Linked DNA regions of Homo sapiens: region 1 is linked to region 2. A link is a contact called in ENCODE Hi-C or POLR2A ChIA-PET data. All regions are on one chromosome and are shown on one strand. The core of a region is the stretch at or near the end of the contact, and the rest is flanking DNA. Distances in the headings are between cores, read along the strand shown. Region 1 has its middle 47 kb from the start of LINC02840. Region 2 holds the start of LINC02840 (long intergenic non-protein coding RNA 2840).

Region 1 (2,700 bases), core at 87-2,586, 47 kb after region 2:
AGGGCCTAGCAGGAAACAGCTGGCACATATAAAAGGTTGTAACTGAAGAAAATCTTAATGGGATGAGTATTTACAGAGCTGTAGGCAGAGTTGTGCTGAACCAGTAACAACAGGAAGCCACTACTAACCCAAGGCCCAGAGCCATGAAAAAGAGGCAGACAAAGTCTTGACCCAGCAACTTCCAGAACCATGAGGAAAAAAAGAAGATGGGAAATTTGTAAATACCACGGTCCCACTCTCCTCCCACCCTCTGATCTCCTGTTGGTTTTTAGGGAGGGCTGAAGACAACAGGAAACCAGAAAGCATGGGAGCCCAAAAGATGCTTCTTTTAGAGATGAGCCTGTGAGAGCAGAGCAGGGCAGAGAAGAGCAACGGGTTGACCTGTGATATGGTTTTGCTGTGTCTCCACCCAAATCTCATCTTGAATTTCCATGTGTTGCAGGAAGGACTTGAAGGGAGGTAATTGAATCACTGAGGCAGGACTTTCCTGTGCTGTTCTCATGATAGTGAATAAGTCTCACCAGACCTGATGGTTTTATAAGGGGGGAGTTTCCCTGTATAAGCTCTCTTCTCTTGCCTGCCATAATGTAAGACGTGCCTTTCACCTTCCACCATGATTGTGAGGCCTCCCCAGCCACGTGAGTGGCTGTAAGTCCATTAAAACTCTTTCTTTTGTAAATTGCTCAGGCTTGGGTATGTCCTTATCAGCAGCATGAAAACGGACTAATACAATCTGACATGGAAAATGCAGGCCGGGTGCGGTGGGTCATGCCTGTAATCCCAGCACTTTGGGAGGCCAAGGCGGGCGGATCATGAGGTCAGGAGATCGAGACCATCCTGGCTAACATGGTGAAACCCTGTCTCTACTAAAAATACAAAAAATTAGCCGGGTGTGGTGGTGGGTGCCTGTAGTCCCAGCTACTCGGGAGGCTGAGGCAGGAGAATGGCGTGAACCCGGGAGGCGGAGCTTGCAGTGAGCCTTGATTGCACCACTGCACTCCAGCCTGGGCGACAGAGCGAGACTTCGTCTCAAAAAAAAAAAAAAAAAAAAAAAATGCAACACAACTATTGTCTCAGGTTGCATTCTTGAAACACAGAATCTGGAAGAAAAAAGATTTTAATATAGGAAGTTAGCAGGAAGACGCTCTTGAGAACAACACTCAAGGGAGGGAAGCATGATGGAGTGAGGCAAAAATTGAGCTGCGATGCAGTCAGAGCAACAACTTCAGCTGATCCTTCAAGGGCTCTGAAGCTGGGGTAGGCCTTTCAGAAATGTTCTGAATGGGGAAGAGTGACCTTGGCGTTTGTTCCCAGCTTAGTCAACCACTGGAAGCTGTCTGCTGCAGGGGAGAGAGAATAGCCTCCACCAAGGCAGTTCCCTTCAGCCAAGGTCTATTCTTAGGTAGAAATTTGGCTGTGAACTCTCTGGCAGCCAAAGCTGCCAGACCTGGGGAAAGGACATCTGGTTGGAAGGCCAACCCATGTGGCGCATGACAGTTTCCACTCTAATATGTCCTTAAATCAAAACAATCCAGAAAAACAGTCACATGGGGCACTGGGGAATTTAATTTTCTATCTTAATAGAAATATATTTATTTCCTAATTTTTATTTTATGAAATATCTTGAGAAAAACCTATCTTTGTATCAGTTAAACCACTTCAAGATGGACGTGATTTTTGTGAAGTTGAGCTTTTGAGGACTAGCCAATAACTTTAAAATGAAACTCTAATCCGAAAACAGGGACCCAACCTCATGAGGACTCTCTCCTCAGGAGGGCGAAACCATGCCCTCTCATCGCCCACCTCCATTGTTATCTCCATTTCCTATATTTTTAATCCTTTGGGACACTACAGCTTCTATAACATGAGCCAAATAGAGTGTAATAGGCAGTAATATCTTGCTTCCTGAAATGTGCATGCAAAAAAGTTATATAGGTGAGAGCAGACGTAAGCACATAGGGAAAGATAAGGACCAGTGCATTACCCAAAAGAACACAAGGACTGTAGCTGATTCTCTGGAGCACCCAATTCTCTAGCAGCAGCAGCTCTTCCTGGATCCAATCCAATGACTCAATTCTTTCTTTTTTTTTTCTTTTTTTTTTAATTACATTTTAAGTTTTAGGGTACGTGTGCACAACGTGCAGGTTTGTTACATATGTATACATGTGCCATGTTGGTGTGCTGCACCCATTAACTCGTCATTTAACATTAGGTATATCTCCTAATGCTATCCCTCCCCCCTCCCCCTACTCCACAACAGGCCCCGGTGTGTGATGTTCCCCTTCCTGTGTCCATGTGTTCTCATTGTTCAGTTCCCACCTATGAGTGAGAACATGCGGTGTTCGGTTTTTTGTCCTTGCAATAGTTTGCTGAGAATAATGGTTTCTAGCTCCATCCATGTCCCTACAAAGGACATGAACTAATCATTTTTTATGGCTGCATAGTATTCCATGGTGTATATGTGCCACATTTTCTTAATCCAATCTATCGTTGTTGGACATTTGGCTTGGTTCCAAGTCTTTGCTATTGTGAATAGTGCCACAATAAACATATGTGTGCATGTGTCTTTATAGCAGCATAATTCATAATCCTTTGGGTATGTACTCAGTAATGTGATTACTGGGTCAAATGGTATTTCTAGTTCTAGATCCCTGAGGAATCACCAAACTGACTTCCACAATGGTTGAACTAGTTTACAGT
Region 2 (2,700 bases), core at 193-2,692:
CTTTCATTTTACATTGTAGTTGCATTGCTAATAAAAATCAGTAAAACATAAAATCTTGCAAAATATACTCTGCAATTATATATTTAAAATACCTCCGTTCTAGGCTCTGAAAATTATAAAGTTTTCTAAGTACATGAATGTCTGGTGGTGTATTTTTAAAAATTGTACAAAATCAAGACTATTATTTGCTGGGCAAGACAGTCCTCATTGCAGGATGTTGAGCATACCTGGGCCCTTCCCACTATATACTAAAGGTGCCCTAAGGTAGGTGGGAGCCAACTCTGAGGTGGAGATCAATATGCAGGACTTTATTAAAAAGTGTTCTTGGTTTCAACACAGTGGAAGGGAAGGAAGTAAGATTGGGCAGAGAGGGAAATTAGTCTCCATGAAGTCCTCAGATTATCCCATGGGACATTCTGAAGTGAGGAGCCTTCCAGCATGGACAGAGTATTGGGCCAGGATACGCCCAGATCAGTTATTGGATGTGGGCTGCTCTGGGAATAGGGTGGGTTCTTGGACAAGGTGCCTGTTGTGAGCAGAGAGAATCCTGAAGAGAGCTGACAGCTGAGAGCTATCAGACGGCAGCACAGCCAGCAGCTGGAGTGACAATCCTCCACGCCTGAAGGGGGAGCTGGGTACAGATAACAAAGTCCACTATACATTCCTAAGAAGTATGACAATAAAAGTAAAAGCCAATGTTTTAATCTATATAAAATGTAACTGTATTTTCCACCGAAAGTGTAGGACACTCTTAAGATTTTTTTAAATTTTTGTAAAGATGATTTTTTAGTTTCCTTCCCCATCACCCCTTGTACACACACAAACCCACATGCACAATACACACACACCTCTTAGATTTGGAATTGGAACGACATTAAATTCATAAATTAATTGACAAGAAAATTGTCTTCTCATTCGGGAAAATGGCAGAGGTTTTCACTTAATTATAACTAAATAAAATAGACATTAATAGTTTAAAAAACCCTGATAACTGCTAATAAAGGAGAAGTCCCTTAATTTACTGTAAGTTATCTGCAAAAGAATTCAGTTTTTGCAGATTCACCTACTGGCTGAAATTTGTCACCCAAAATCAGTTCTGCACTGTTGCAGACATTGACAGGCACCTGTAGAGCAGTGCAAAATTTGACTCACCAATCCTCACGTTCTCAGCTGAAGGTGAACAGACCTTGCTTTGCCTTTTTGTTTCAGTGCTCATACTGTAAAAAAGTGTCCTTTCCACCGGGCGCGGTGGCTCACGCCTGTAATCCCAGCACTTTGGGAGGCAGAGGCGGGCGGATCACGAGGTCAGGAGATCGAAACCATCCTGGCTAACACGGTGAAACCCCGTCTGTACTGTGAATACAAAAAATTAGCCGGGCGTGGTGGCGGGTGCCTATAGTCCCAGCTACTCGGGAGGCTGAGGCAGGAAAATGGCGCGAACCCGGGAGGCGGAGCTTGCAGTTAGCCGAGATCGCGCCACTGCACTCCAGCCTGGGCGACAGAGCGAGACTCCGTCTCAGAAAAAAAAAATAAAATAAAATAAGTGTCCTTTCCTTGGTTTGTTTAGTGCCACATTGTTGTATTTTTATTGGCGATTATACTGTTTAAAACAGCCCCCAAGCATACTGCTGAAGTGCTATCTACTGTTACAAAGCCAGAAAGCTGTGATATGCCTTATGTAGAAAAATATGTGCCACATAAACTTTATTTAGGCATCAGTTACGGTGTCGAATGCCATGAGTTCAATGCTAATGAATCAATAATATATATTAAACAAGATTACGTGGATATATTGATTTAAAAAGTTGTGATCAGAGGTGCACAGCAACTTAACCTTGTATTTCTCCTTGGAGCAATGATTCAGCATTCACTAATCCAATGTTTGTCACTACCTTATAGGATATAACTTACAACATCTTATGGAATAGAACTACTATGAATAATGATAATGAAATGTATAAGGGTTAGAAAGGAAAGAATGAAACAGTCCTTATTTGCAAATGATATTAGTATTAACATAGAAAATCCAAAATAATCCATAAGGATTATAATTAATAAGTACATTTAATAAGTAAATTAATAAGTAATATTTCTATTTACAAATTTATTATATAAAAATCAATTATGGGGGGAGGGATAAAAGACTATAATTTGGGTTCAGTGTATACTGCTCAGGTGATAGGTACACCAAAATCTCACAAATCACCACTAAAGAATTTACTCATGTAACCAAACACCACCTGTTCCCCCCAAAACCTATGGAAATAAAAAAATAAAAATAAATACAAATTAAAAAATAATTTTAAAAGTCAATTTCATTTCTATGTAACACAAAATAGAAACGTAAAATTTAAAAACACATCACTTATAATAGCGTCAAACAATTACCAATAGTTGGAATAAATCTAACAAAAGTCATGTAAGATCACTACAAAAATAACTATAAGACGTTGATAAAGAAATTTAAAACCTCAGAATCAAAGAGTGTACTATGTACGTGAATTGGAAAACTCAATCATGTTACCATATTGATTCTCTGCAAATTTATCTATAGCTTCAGTAAATTGTCAATCAAAATCCTAGCAAGATTTTTTATAGAATATGTCAAGATGATCTTAAAATATATATGAAAATGCAAAAGTCCAGGAAAAAACCAAAATTGTCTTATGGAAAAAGAATAAAGTTAGAAGAGTTGTGTTA

Evidence for each region. Hi-C counts contacts between places; a loop is a spot of excess contacts on that map. ChIA-PET counts read pairs that join two places held with the same protein, here RNA polymerase II (POLR2A). Pooled maps may share reads with other maps.
Region 1: a map of spleen shows a loop between it and region 2 (2.2-fold over the local background). The contact joins the enhancer-like site here to the promoter of LINC02840 in region 2. A Hi-C loop is called at or near these places in 6 of 168 maps with a recorded cell type or tissue (CD4-positive, alpha-beta T cell, endodermal cell, endothelial cell of hepatic sinusoid and 3 more) and 1 of 50 pooled maps. POLR2A ChIA-PET finds 5 or more read pairs at or near these places in 2 of 52 experiments (T-cell and WTC11).

The regions. Positions count from the first base shown.
Region 1 is chr6:152,921,500-152,924,199 of GRCh38, forward strand. No RefSeq gene overlaps it. Among named protein-coding and RNA genes, the nearest start is that of LINC02840, 47 kb to the left of the region's middle. Within about 2 kb of position 1,337, at least 3 of the 41 ENCODE cell types and tissues checked have a DNase peak (open chromatin) inside an H3K27ac peak, as active enhancers do.
Region 2 is chr6:152,874,555-152,877,254 of GRCh38, forward strand. It overlaps LINC02840 (long intergenic non-protein coding RNA 2840), which reads right to left and starts at 1,443. Exons shown (of 5, transcript NR_183508.1): 1 at 1,153-1,443.